Regions from separate parts of the Homo sapiens genome. Here regions 1, 2, 3 and 5 are each linked to region 4. Evidence: chromatin contacts called from ENCODE Hi-C or POLR2A ChIA-PET data. All regions are on one chromosome and are shown on one strand. Each heading gives the region's core, a stretch centred on a gene start or an enhancer-like site at or near the end of the contact. The rest is flanking DNA. Distances are from core to core; before and after follow the strand shown.

Region 1 (2,700 bases), core at 88-2,587, 340 kb after region 4:
TCCACCTATTAGAAAGCAAACGTCTTGAGATAGCAAATGCATACTCAAACTTATTAGGATTTCGATCCAGTGAACAGTAGGAGCTCAAAAATATTTGTATTAGGAATGAATCAAATAAGCACTTATTGACCACCTAGATGTACTTTAGAAGACATTAATGTTAAAAAAAAACTTCATATTAGAAAAAGAACCCTTACAAAACTACTGCACTAGAATGAAGCATTTATCTTTTCCACTTTTCAATTGCGAAGTACTGCAATATAGTTAAAGTTTCTGTGAATAAAAAACTATTCTGTGCTGCCCTATAGAAAGTTCCCACCCTTAGTTTTACAAACTTCCCTTCTCTGTATATTCATTTTCTTCTTCTAGCTGCTTGTGCTCAACTCTCCATTGGATTCTCTTTTGCATACCTATCCCAGTTTTGCTTGCTAAACCAGGAACTTTTTGTTTTAAGAAAATATTCAGGGGCCCAGGGGAGGGATAGCATTAAGAGAAATACCTAATGTAAATGATGAGTTTATGGGTGCAACAAACCAACATGGCACATGTAAACCTATGTAACAAACCAGCACGTTGTGCACATGTACCCCAGAACTTAAAGTATAATTTTTTAAAAAGGAAAATATTAAAGGTAATCAAACAGCAGATATTTTCAAATTAGATAACTCTAAAAGATAGCTAAACCTATTAAGATTAGGCAGCTGTTGATGATAAACCTCAGAATAACTTTCTCTCTCCCCTAATACAGAAATCAGAAATCAACTGGCAGGTGCACAAGCAAGATACCAAATTCCCGTTTCCCAGCCAAGCTCCTGTGGTGAAATTGTTCCTTGGCAAATGTCCCTTTTTTTTTTTTTTTTTTTTTTTAACTTTGCCTTAAGAGGAGGAAAAGCTGCCAAATGCCAACTTGGAGAATAGTGTACAAAATGCTAAATATAAAGAGTTGAGGAATATCAGGGGCTATTTTAAAAATTAGTCTCTAATAGAGCCTGTAGTATCCTCATATGTCTAGGAAACAGCATGGCAGTCATGTTGGTTTACACCAAAAGCAATAATTCTAGGTTCAAAAGCCCAATCTACAACAGCGCTAGTAAATCTCAGTATCTTTCAACTGAAGGCCAACCTATTTAACATTTCCTGCACTCAACAGCACAAACTCAGAAAATGAGAAGCTAAGTGGAAAAACAAGTGATCAGTGGAGTTGAAAGTACTTCTGCTCTCTCTTCAGATATGACTTGGAAGTCAAATATTACAATAAAAGAGCTCACCCAAGGCTCAAATCTTGAATAGTAACTCACGCTGGTCATAAGCTCCACAATGGGAGGCTTTGAGGGGCAAAAACGCATGCATTTTGTACCTTGATATTTATGATGTTCTATCGCCACCTCCTGGAAGAAAAGACCAAGAACGCCAAAAAAAAAAAAAAAAAAAAAAAAGGGTGCTTAGTATTAAGGCTTCCAGTGAAGATAAATTTCTTCAATTCTCAAGAAAGGTAAAGACATTCTGCAGCCGCTGACAGTTCCATTTCAGATGAATTAGCATAATGTTGGGCAAACAGCAAACCTAAAAGGCAAATGTTCAAGACTCTAGCGTCAGTTATTTGCCAGCAAAAGATAACATCAAACATATGAGTAATGAGCCTTTAAAGTTGCCAGTCCCCAGGGAAGATTTGAGTTCTCATTAGTAAAGAGATATGAGATCCCATTTTGCCAGAGTCAATAGCACCGCATGAACACAGAGAGATACTAGAAGAATAATTTCCACACTTGGCTCTGAAAATAATCATCCTTATCTTTGCATTTTAAGTCTCAGAATTTGGCAAAAGAGTTCTAAGGATTTTAAAACATTAATAACAAGACTAAGAATGTTCCCAGATGAACTCTTATTTCTCAGACTATCTTGTTGGAGTTATTTACACATATGGCACAAACAAAGCCAAATGAATTGGAATATTTGACTTTCTCTCCACAAGATCTTACCAGTCTTTGTTTCTCAAGGTTTAGTTTGCATAAGGACAAAGGAATACAGTCGAATACTTAAAAGTATTATTTTAAAACACACTTTTATCTTGATAGTTATGTCTTTTCCATCAATATCTCTATTCACTATGTGAAAAAAAAAAGTCATACAACTTCAGAGTAGAAAGCATTTCAGTCCAACCACTTCACAGTCGCAAATCACAAGCTATTCACCCAGGAGGAAGAGCTGCTAAAGTCAATTCCCACTAAATTTCACCAGGGGCAGTTTAAACCTTCTGTTCTGTCTAGACATTTTGCCCTCCTCTGCCCAAACATCCTGACTTTTAAGGAGTTTTACAGCTTAGTCAACTCACCAACATCCTGAAGTAGGCTGAGATTGCAGATTTCTTTTCTGAATACCAATTATGCTTATTTATAAAACACAGAACATGGAGCAGAGAATTTAAGATTTTAGAGCTGCAAGTCACCTTCCTTTTATAATCCACAAAAGTGATTTGCTGTGATACCTGATGGCCTCTTTTGGAAAACAGAAGGCTTGAACACAGCATTGAAATGTGTCAGACTTTCTTTTTAAAATTTTTTCAGCTTCTTTTGAGGGTATATCCTGTAAAGCACTATGAGAAACATCCGAAAGACACAATTCTTATCCCCCAAAAGCCAATTATGTTGTCTGACTTCGGTTTCCTAAGCTACCCACAAACTGAAAGGCAAGGTATGGTGG
Region 2 (2,700 bases), core at 34-2,533, 460 kb before region 4:
AGACAAAGAAATAAAAAGTTAAAAAGATTCTCTGTTAGTACTGATTATTTGGAACAATAAATTGTTTAGAGCTATGCTGTTCAATATAGTAGCACCTAGCAGTATGTGCCCATTAAGCGTTTGAAATACGACTAGACCAAATTGAGATGCACCGTAGGCTTAAAATATACACTGTATTTCTTTCCTTTTTTCTTTTTTTCTTTTTTTTTTTTTGAGACGGAATCTTACTCTGTCACCTAGGCTGGAGTGTAGTGGCGCGATCTCGGCTCACTGCAACCTCCACCTTCTGGGTTCAAGCCATTCTCCTGCCTCAGCCTCCCTAGTAGCTGAGATTACAGGCATACACCACCATGCCTGGCTAATTTTTTTGTATTTTTAGTAGAGATGGGGTTTCACCATATTGGCTAGGCTGGTCTCAAACTCCTGACCTTGTGATCCACCCGCCTCAACCTCCCAAAGTGCTGGGATTACAGGTGTGAGCCACTGCGTCTGGAACTCCCCCTGGGAATATTCTCTACACTGTATTTCAAGGATTTAATATGACAAAAAGAATGTCAAATACCTTATTAACAATGTAGTATATTGATGCATACTGAAGTACTATTTGGGATATATTGGTTTAAATACAATATATTTTAAAATTATATTTACCTTTTAAAAAAACTTTTATTAATGAGGCTACTAGATCATTTAAATTTACCTGTGTGGCTTGTATTGTATTTCTACTGGGCAGTGCTGATCTAGAGCAATTTGAAACTTGTGGTAGATATTTTACTAACCAACTCTGATGAAGGACTTCCTCACCAAATTGTTCTTTTAACCGCATTCTTTCCTTGCTTTCTGGTCATTTGCAAGAAAAATTTTAAAAGGCTGCCCCTTTGTAAAGGTTTGAGAGGCCCTAGAATTTCGTTTTTCACTTGTTCCCAACCACAAGCAAATGATCAATGTGCTTTGTGAATGAAGAGTCAACATTTTACCAGGGCGAAGTGGGGAGGTACAAAAAAATTTCCAGTCCTTGAATGGTGTGAAGTAAAAGTGCCTTCAAAGAATCCCACCAGAATGGCACAGGTGGGCATAATGGGTCTGTCTCATCGTCAAAGGACCCAAGGAGTCTAAAGGAAACTCTAACTACAACACCCAAATGCCACAAAACCTTAGTTATTAATACAAACTATCATCCCTGCCTATCTGTCACCATCTCATCTTAAAAAACTTGTGAAAATACGTAATCCTCAGGAGACTTCAATTAGGTATAAATACCAGCAGCCAGAGGAGGTGCAGCACATTGTTCTGATCATCTGAAGATCAGCTATTAGAAGAGAAAGATCAGTTAAGTCCTTTGGACCTGATCAGCTTGATACAAGAACTACTGATTTCAACTTCTTTGGCTTAATTCTCTCGGAAACGATGAAATATACAAGTTATATCTTGGCTTTTCAGCTCTGCATCGTTTTGGGTTCTCTTGGCTGTTACTGCCAGGACCCATATGTAAAAGAAGCAGAAAACCTTAAGAAATATTTTGTAAGTATGACTTTTTAATAGTACTTGTTTGTGGTTGAAAATGACTGAATATCGACTTGCTGTAGCATCTCTGATAGGCTGTCATCTCTTGTAGGCAGTCATTTTGAGATTTGGTGTTATTTTGTTAATTATTGACTAGATGAGTTCCTTGACTAAATAATCTAGATATTGTTTTAACCTTCTGCTCAGTTTGTATAGAGACTTAAAAGGGATTTATGAATTTTCCAAAAGATGGGCATAATATGGGTATGAAGCATAATGATGTTAATAATTTTGTGGTGGGAACTCATTCAGTTGTGATAGTCAAGGAGTATGCAGATTGAAAAAAATGATTGGTTATTAGTTTTTGACTTCTCAGACTCTAAGGTCAAGATTAGCATTAAAAAGGTAATAGGAAATGTTTACAAATTAAAGTCAAAAAGGTCCTTAAAGCTTTGGCTTAAAAAAATAACTGATAGGTGATTTTCTCCAAAAAGTGATTTCAACATTCTGCTTCTCTATCTATATTACTTGTGAAGTATTCCGGAACTTCGTTGCTCACTGGGATTTTGGAAGAATTATGATTCTGGCTAAGGAATGTTTAAAAATTTTAAGTGAATTTTTTGAGTTTCTTTTAAAATTTTATTGATGGTTAATGAAAAGTTTTTACATTTTAAATATTTCATTATTTGTTTAAAACTTAGCTGTTATAATTATAGCTGTCATAATAATATTCAGACATTCACAATTGATTTTATTCTTACAACACAAAATCAAATCACACACACACACACACACACACACACACTCGCACATGTTTGGAACTATCTTTTAAAGCTCGTATAATAATACCCTACAGGAAGGCACAGTAGATGTAATAGAAACCTGTACCATTGGGGGGCAGTATTTTATAGTGGGGTGGCTTTGCTGTTTTTTGTTTTTGTATTTTTTAGCCTAGCTTGAAAATACTTTCTTTAGCTTACTATAGTTTTTGGGACCTTTGGAGTATCAGCTTTGTTGAGCTCATTTGTGACATTGCAATTTAATGGTTATATTGGGAAATAAAAAAGCTAAAAGAACATAATAGTCTTTGTCTATATCTCACATAAGCCTTTTGGGAATACTTATTGTTAGAACTAAGCAGAAGAGTTGAAAAGGAAATCAGTGAATATTGTCACATCTGAGTTCAATGAAACTTGA
Region 3 (2,700 bases), core at 59-2,558, 420 kb before region 4:
TATATATGCTGGTGGCTCAGTTTCAGCTTGTGGTCATCTAAGATCTTCTGACTTTTTTTTAAACCTTGGCAAGCCAGGGTCTTTCTATCTGAAATGTACATAATCGATTATTTTTAAAACCTTTAATGCAGGCCTTTAACATTTATCTCTTTCAAATAGTACCTTATTAGTGTAAGCCAAATTTTCCAAACATATTCTAAAGCTAATTTCATCATTGTTTGCTTTATAGTCCTGCCTAGGACCTTACTTTTTAAGATGCCTGGTTCTCTTCCTTAGAAACTAGGGATGGCGGTGTTCCTGTTACTATAATTTGTGCATGGAAAACTAGATTGAGCTCAATTTCATTCCTGGGAAACAACAACTTTCTTAGCTAAAATATAAACCCTAACTGGAAAGCAACTGACCAGAGGTTAAGAATTGCATTTTGAAATAGTAATTGACCACAAATCAAAAGACATGTACTATTTAATGTGCTTGATTGATTTCAAGCTTCCAAATCCTCAAAGCTAAAAACTGTCATCATAATGTACTTAGTTAATGGGTGACTGTATTTTTAGAAAAGCTTTTGACAAAAGGCTAGAAAAAGACTTAAATGCATAAACCAGGGTATTTTCTTGCCTGAGTATTCCATTAATTGAGATTTTATACTTAACACCTTTTTTTTAAGTTTTACAAAGGACCATGAAATTGTGATCCCTGTGAGGTAGATGGGCTATTTTTATTTCACTTCTAAGAAGATCAAGGTATAAGGTACCTATTTCCTCGGATGTTATGAACCCAAAGAATATAATGATGACATTTTGATTTTCCACCCAGGCCTTTTGCCATGACTTTCCCAGCACTCACGTCAGATATCTTCATTCACAATTTAAAAAGAAGAGTTATGTCTCAAGGAGAAAAATCTAGGTAGGAACAGATAGAAACAGTTTTACATAGAGCTCAGCTAATTGTGTGAAGTTGGTGGTCATGAAACTGTGGGACTCTGAATGTTGGTTACACCAAGGCGCAATGTGGGCAGAAGATGCTTCCTCCAGGCAGCTTGGGCAAACTGTTTAGTGCAACACCCTTGCTGTGTAGGCTTATTTTTAGCAGAAACAGGGACCTTGAACTCATCAGCTCATTTTGAGTTCAATATGAAATCTGAACCTAGACCCGAGAAGATGCCTACCTGTGTCCCCACCCGCCCCCTTGGTGTGCTGCCAGAAAATGTTTACTCAGAGCAGCAGCTGAAGTCTGTTTGGGAACCTGCAGCCTGTGTACATCCGACTAGTGACCAAGATGCTTGGGTGTGTGCTGACTCATTTAAGAACAACTGATTTAGAGAGCTGCTGGGGTGTGGGTGTTAGTGTGCTGTGGTTCATTTTCCAGCATGCTACCAGAAAAGCACTGGATGGAAGTGGCAAATGACAAAGTCAAAACACAGTTACTGTACTGTTCAGAATATAGACAGCAATTTCCTTTCTAAATCTGTCTTTTAGGATGCCCTAGTCATTAGCATCTGGATTTGGCAATATTTTAGAAATATTTAAATATAGCTATGTTTAATGAGCACTTACCACATGCTAGGCATTTTTCTAAATGTTTTACAGGCGTTAAATCATTTAGTTCTCATAGCCACACTCTGAGTTATCTGTTCTCATCTGTCATCATGGCCATCTTGCAGTTGGGGACAGCTGAGGCTTGGGGATATGTAATTAGCTTAAAGATACCAGAGTATCTGTGGCAGAGCATGATATAAATCTAGGTCTGACTCAATGTCAGACTCAATATGACTCAAGTCTATATTGTTAACCTGTTAAATGTTACTGAGGTTTTGGTGCTATTTAAATAGAAATAAATGGGTTGTGCTTAATGTTCAGTAAATACAATTTCTATACCACTTTCTGATTTTTTTTGTATATGGATATATATGAAATAGAAGTCAAGCGTTTGTCCATTTAATCTGAAAATGTGCACTCAATTGTGATTAGGTGTAGGAAGATGGTGCGACGATCTTTTTACACGTGATGGATTCTTAAGTCTTTTTAATTCTTTCAGGTGGCTGATCTCTGTTCAGGGATATGTCAAACAACCCTTCTTTCTCCAGCAGGCAAGAGGCAGGTCTGGGTGGGACACTCTGGGCTGGGCTGGGCCTAGCTTCTGGAAACACCCAGGGATCCCTTAAGTCATAGCCTAAGTCAGGGTCCTGGGGCCATTGAGAACTCTTCATGGTTAAGAAGGGGGGATACCTGAGGGTAAGTTAATTACTCCAATGGCATAAATCAGTGTTTCAGACATACATTTAATCATCTGTAACAACTTTTGTTGACCCTATCTTAAGGTCATTTGAATCTTTTTCCAGAAGCCTATTGCTCTTGGCAATCTGAGGGATGGGGCAGTTAGAGACAGAGGGCTTTGACCCATATGTCTCAGGCCTCATCAGCATGACTACAGAATAGAGACATTTATTTATTTATTTTGTAATTGCCTAAATTACGAAATTGTGTACTCCCCTCCTTTTCTTGCCCAAATGCTAAAAACTGGAACCCCCTACCTCAACTGCTCTCTCAGTATTCTGAGAGCTCTCAGTGTCAGGTTTCACTGTTCCTCCCTCCTCCACTCCCCAGGTCTCTGTCTTCCTCTGCGCTGTCATGACCTTCGGGGCTGGGCTGCTGTGATCATCCCTGCCACCTTCCAGAGACCACTCTCATACCCTCTGCT
Region 4 (2,700 bases), core at 62-2,561:
AACCACACCTGGTTTGTTCACTACAATATCAGCATTCCCCGAACAGTGTCTAACACACATTGTTGCTTGTTGAATGGAAGATTAATGACTTTTTAAGAGAATTTCCTTAATACAGCTGATTTTTTTTTGTCCTCATCAGTGGAGCTATATTTACCCGTTTTATCAGATATCTTTTGATATTGCAAGGCAGTTGTTTCAGGTAGACCAGCTTGCAGACAGGAGAGCTGAGAGCAAAATGCAGTGAGGGAGATGGAAATTAAGCTCCCTGAGGTCAAGAACTTTTATACTGCTTGCTCACAGTGCAAGGTGGTGCTGTTCAGATAACTTTATGTGGGTAAGTCATTTAATCCTCATAACAACTAATGAAGCACCTCACAAATGAGCTAACTGATGAGAAAATTAAGGCTTAGAGAAGTTTTATAACTCAAGTAGGGAATAACACTGCCAGGATTTAAACCCTAAGTATGAGTTTAACTATGGTACTATCTTCTTACCTCTGCACATAGTATGCACTTGAAAAATATTTGTGTAAGAGTACATAATGGACCTCTCCATCATACCTTGTGTTTCTCCTCCCCACTTCCCCACACAGGCATAATTGTGTACTTACGATCTGGTCTCAGTGGTGGCAGTGGGTGGGGGGAGCTGGGAGAAGGAGGGCAAGGGAGCCTTTTAGCCCAGCCTCCTAGTTTAGACAGGGTCGCAGACATGGACATTTGACATCATCCCCAAGTGAGATTATATGTGCAGTAACTTTCACTCGTCTGACTGGAGGGAGTTGTCCCTCACACAACCTTAAACTTGGGTCCCACTGCCTATAGTATACCCTGTAGAAATGCTTCTTTATGTTGAAATCTTTTGAAAAGCAAAATAATTACATTGCACTTACTTAAATGCATGTGTTAAGACTACTAATTTCTTAAACATAAACATTAAAAAGTATACCACAGTGTTTGTAAGTCTGTCTTGGCATTTCTTCACTTTCTAACACATCATGAGTATTAAAAATAAAAAAACGGAAGTGGCTCAGGCACTTCTACTTCAGAGAGACCCTGACTAATGCCTAAGAAGTTGGTTTCTGTGTGCACGGCAGGATTTTATCTCATGCCAACCAGGGGTGTAACTACTGCTACATGGGGAGACACAAAAAGCCCTTGGGCTAATGTGAATCAGTGAAACCCACAGAAAACTGAAAGCCTCATTCAATTTCAACTCTTTACCATGCAAGGCTTATTGCTAGGGTGGCTTTAAATAGTCACAGAAATGCTTGATTTTACTTTCACTTCCTTCCTTCCCCATCTCAAACCTCTGTAGAGGTTCTTAGGAGGTTTCGATGACTAAATCAGATGATAACAGCAACATCTTTCACTTAGACAGACTTTACAGAACCTTTCGGTTTGGTCTCCTTTGGTCCCCTCAAAAGCCCAGGCAACAGCAATGACTACTGTTGTTTGATAGTCCTGCTGACTAACAACCCCTTCTCTACCCCAAAAAATGTGGGAGTGACTTTTCCTTTCATTACAGAATACTAAACAGCCAAGAATGGATCTCATTCCCCGTGATGGGGAGAAGAAAAGCAATACAGTCCAAAGGCTGAGAACCTTAGTATTGCCTTAAAAGTGCTTTGCTTATTGATGCCTTCACCTTCAATTATATGGAAAATTTTTTAATGCAGTTTAACAATTTTACTGTTTTCATCTACTGAAAAAAAATCAATCCAACACTTCTTTCAACATGCACTATAAGCTTGTGAAACTGTCCATGTGAACGAGGTGAAGGAATCAATTTTTATTTATTGAAGAAACCAAAAGTGGGGTAGGGGTGGGAAGGAATACATTTGGCAGAGGATGAAGCCATGTTACTTCAAAAGGGGAAAAAAAGAATATAACATAAAAGGGAAAATATTTCAAATTTGTAAGGAAAAATTGTTTTCACCAGAAAAATTTCCTCATGCTCTCATTTTTGTTTGGCTTTGTCTACTCATGGCATTCCAAGCAATCTGTCTCTTAGCACCACAGCTGTGAAATATATGCACTTACGGAGACTTCCCGGTTAGCCTCTTCACATTTCACTGGGTTTCATTGTGTGCAATGTCTTGCCATTGACTCTCACACTGTGCTGTGTATACTGTTTCATAATTCTGTTTTACAGAATAGCATTTTCATCTAATAGAAGTTAACATAATAAGGGAAATGGTGACAATAATATATGGTCACTAAACCATATTGCCATTTTGGAACAGTTTATTATGTACACTATGATCCATGTTATTCTAAAAGAATGGATGCATTCATGAGTAAACATAAGTACAGACTTTATAACAGAAATTTGCCTCTACTAGATTAGGAGTTGGCAAACTTCTTTGTCAAGGGCTAGAGAGCAAATATCTTAAGCTTTGTGGGCTATGCTGTCTCTATCTCAACTACTCAACTCTGCCATAGCAGGGAAGGCACCCAGAGACAGTACACAATATATGTAGACAGTAGACAGTGGACAATATGCAATGAATGACTGTGGTTATCCTAAACTTTATTTACAAAAACACACGGCAGTCGTGTTTGTGACACAGAGATGTAGTTTCCTGACCTCTGATCTAGAAGATAGGTATGTTTGCAACCACAACACAAAGGCTGCCCTGAGACTCTAAGCACTAAACATCTGTTTGGCAATTTACCTGAAAAGTTGTGGTTTTTTTTTTTT
Region 5 (2,700 bases), core at 55-2,554, 290 kb before region 4:
CATGGTGACAGGCACCTGTAATCCCAGCCATTGGGAGGCTGAGGCAGGAGAATCACTTGAAGTCAGGAGGCGGAGGTTGCAGTGAGCTGAGATCGCGCCACTGCACTCCAGCCCGGTCGACAGTGCGAGACTCCATCTCAAAAAAAAAAAAAGTATTAATGTATTTCAAACCCTTAGGTGTATAAAGTTTCCTTTAAAAAAGGATTAGAAAGCTTCTATTGGTCATATAAGATGTTCAGATGTTTCTATTTTTGTTACTACAAGCAAAACAAAGCTAATCGCTCTTAACTTTGTTCCCTTAATTCACTGCCAAAGGTGAGCTCAGAGAGGATTTATATGGACCAGTTCTGACCATTGTAGGTTAAAGACATTTCTTTGAATTTCAGCTGAGAAACATTCTCCCATGCAGCCCTTTTACCAGTTAAGTTGAATAAGCTTGACTTTGTAGATATTGTTTTTAGTTTCATTTCAGAAAAAAAGAACATTAAGAAGTCAATTTAATAAGCAAAATTATTTACGTGATTTAACTTAATTTGGCAATATGGCTGGGAAAATACAGAACAAAACAAAAGCAAATGTAAGAATACATACTTGGAACTGAACCAGTAGTGTTAGCAGTAATTATGCAATTAGTAGTTTTAATTACAATTAAAAAATCACCCTAAATTATCCAAGACCTATGATATGTGACATGGCACTCACCACCTTGAACAACTTCTCTGAATTCATTTTAAAACTGAGTACGGCGCCCATGGCATTTTCTTCCCAACTCATCCACCTGTGACCATGTTAAGAAGAAATTCCCTAGAATAGTTCAATCAAAGCTTACTGTGAACACTCTCACAACTTAATCAATGTTCTACATGTTCATTTCAAGGTTATTCTGAGATCTCAGGAAGGGTTTGTGAGCTTCCTGAAATAGAAGAAGTCTCAGAGGAATTCATCCCCCTGAGCTCAGTGGAGACATTCCAGCCATGCGGGTCTCCTTCCTCCTCTCCACCCCAGCCTTCCTCCTTCTTCTTCCTCCCTCACAGCAGAGATATGACAAACACCACCCACTTACAGTTGGTTCTCCTAATTCCACCCACAGGAGCTAAAAACCTAAAGAAAACACATTTATTTGTTTAAAAATGTAATTTACAAACAGCATTTTCATGAAAAATGTTCTCACCCTCGTTGTGCTAGTTCGTTGTATCTTTTTCTTCCAGGCTTATTCCTTCCCAAATGACTACAGTTTTTGCTGGCATTTCTCTGAAGGTATACTTGAGATCTCTTTAAGAGTCAGAAAAGCTACCTGAAATTGCAGGCAGCTTCCTGTTGGGCTCACGTTTTGCAGAATCCACGCTTGGTGTGCAGAAGGTGGGCAAGGTGTTTGAAAAAACAGGAAGCACCTGTGAATGTGTGAATTTATTTCTGGAAGCAGAAGGCTCCCTCTGAGATGGCTCTAGATGCTTCCTGCTGTTCCACCTATGAGCATTTTGCAAGGCCTTTCAGTACTTTGGGGCTATGAACAGGCTTCCGAATGGCAGGATTATTTGGAAAATCTGGGACACGGTGGGAATTCTGTTTTTTTAATGCAACTTTTCTGTTTTTTTCATGCAACTTTTTTCATGCAACTTTCTTTTTGGGGGATATTGGTTGATATGCGTGGAAATGAAGGTAGACTTTTAATTGCAATGGGGAAGTTAAAACCAAATGAGAATTAGAGATGTATGTAGCTTTATAAGTGATTTTGCTTTCATAAGATCATGTTTGTACTCATTGATTCCTTTACTCAGTAAACAGTATTGAGTGCAAGGCACTGAGATACTCCCTAGGAATCCACCGGAGACAAAACAGTGGTTGTGTGAAGTTTCAGTCCCCTGTTTCAGTCCCAAAATCACCTACAAGAAAGTGTTGTATTTCAAATTTGCATTTTTATATTTGCATGTGTCTGTATGATTTAGTGATGTGTTTAATTGAAATGCTACTGAAATAAGTCTCCTCCTCTGTATGAGGTACTCTAAACTACTGTTGGTGGCTGGCTATTCCAGCTTGGGCAGCCCCTGCCTGCCTTTTCAGGTCATGCATTTGGTGACATTAGTGGCTAATTAGGTTAATCCTGTTCCTTGACTGGAGAGACCACAGCTAATTGCTATCCTGTAAATACACTCTTGGCTGTAGATAAACTGGACTGCAACATGTGTCTGGATTCTTGAAGACCTATTACCAGTCTTTGAGGAAAAAGTGTCAACAGCTTCTGTTCTACAGTTTTCAGTAGCTTTATTTTCATATCTGAGCAAAATCTGGCACAGAGTAAAGAATACAGCTCCCTCCCTCTTTTATATGTGTGTGGCCTCAACAGGTCACGTTGCAGCCAGTTTGAAAATCTCCAAGTAAACAGTGCTGATTTGTTGGTAGACTACGCTGGAGAAAATGCAGAGGGGCTGGGGAGAAAGAAACCTGGGTCTAAAGTTTAGCTCTGCCACTTACTAGCTATGTGAACTTGGGCAAGTCATTTAGCATTTCTCCAAGACCACCTTTTTTTCATGTGAATGGAAATAATTCTCATACTTACCCAAGCAAGTATCATGAGGACAAATTATATAAAGTTTATAGAACATTATATAATATACATCCCCAGGTTCTAGAGATGGATTAGGGTTTGAGCCAAGAGGCATGGGTTTGATCTTGGAAAGGTCATCCTGGCCCTCTGTGCCC

What was found. Hi-C counts contacts between places; a loop is a spot of excess contacts on that map. ChIA-PET counts read pairs that join two places held with the same protein, here RNA polymerase II (POLR2A). Pooled maps may share reads with other maps.
Region 1: a loop to region 4 is called in a map of CD8-positive, alpha-beta T cell, with 4 times the contacts of the local background. The contact joins two enhancer-like sites. A Hi-C loop is called at or near these places in 1 of 168 maps with a recorded cell type or tissue (CD8-positive, alpha-beta T cell), 3 of 37 single-sample maps with no recorded cell type and 8 of 50 pooled maps. POLR2A ChIA-PET finds 5 or more read pairs at or near these places in 1 of 52 experiments (OCI-LY7).
Region 2: a loop to region 4 is called in a pooled map, with 12 times the contacts of the local background. The contact joins the promoter of IFNG here to the enhancer-like site in region 4. A Hi-C loop is called at or near these places in 5 of 37 single-sample maps with no recorded cell type and 5 of 50 pooled maps.
Region 3: a loop to region 4 is called in a map with no recorded cell type, with 18 times the contacts of the local background. The contact joins two enhancer-like sites. A Hi-C loop is called at or near these places in 9 of 37 single-sample maps with no recorded cell type and 11 of 50 pooled maps.
Region 5: a loop to region 4 is called in a map of OCI-LY7, with 3 times the contacts of the local background. The contact joins the promoter of IFNG-AS1 here to the enhancer-like site in region 4. A Hi-C loop is called at or near these places in 1 of 168 maps with a recorded cell type or tissue (OCI-LY7), 12 of 37 single-sample maps with no recorded cell type and 11 of 50 pooled maps.

Annotation. Positions count from the first base shown.
Region 1 is chr12:67,354,713-67,357,412 of GRCh38, reverse strand. No RefSeq gene overlaps it. Among named protein-coding and RNA genes, the nearest start is that of LINC02420, 86 kb to the left of the region's middle. Within about 2 kb of position 1,337, at least 2 of the 41 ENCODE cell types and tissues checked have a DNase peak (open chromatin) inside an H3K27ac peak, as active enhancers do.
Region 2 is chr12:68,158,323-68,161,022 of GRCh38, reverse strand. IFNG (interferon gamma) reads left to right here and starts at 1,283. Exons shown (of 4, transcript NM_000619.3): 1 at 1,283-1,521. The coding sequence starts at 1,408.
Region 3 is chr12:68,118,464-68,121,163 of GRCh38, reverse strand. No RefSeq gene overlaps it. Among named protein-coding and RNA genes, the nearest start is that of IFNG, 40 kb to the left of the region's middle. Within about 2 kb of position 1,308, at least 2 of the 41 ENCODE cell types and tissues checked have a DNase peak (open chromatin) inside an H3K27ac peak, as active enhancers do.
Region 4 is chr12:67,697,507-67,700,206 of GRCh38, reverse strand. No RefSeq gene overlaps it. Among named protein-coding and RNA genes, the nearest start is that of LINC02421, 31 kb to the left of the region's middle. Within about 2 kb of position 1,311, at least 7 of the 41 ENCODE cell types and tissues checked have a DNase peak (open chromatin) inside an H3K27ac peak, as active enhancers do; they include OCI-LY7, where a contact is called at or near this core.
Region 5 is chr12:67,988,051-67,990,750 of GRCh38, reverse strand. IFNG-AS1 (IFNG regulatory antisense RNA 1) reads right to left here and starts at 1,304. Exons shown (of 4, transcript NR_104125.3): 1 at 1,172-1,304.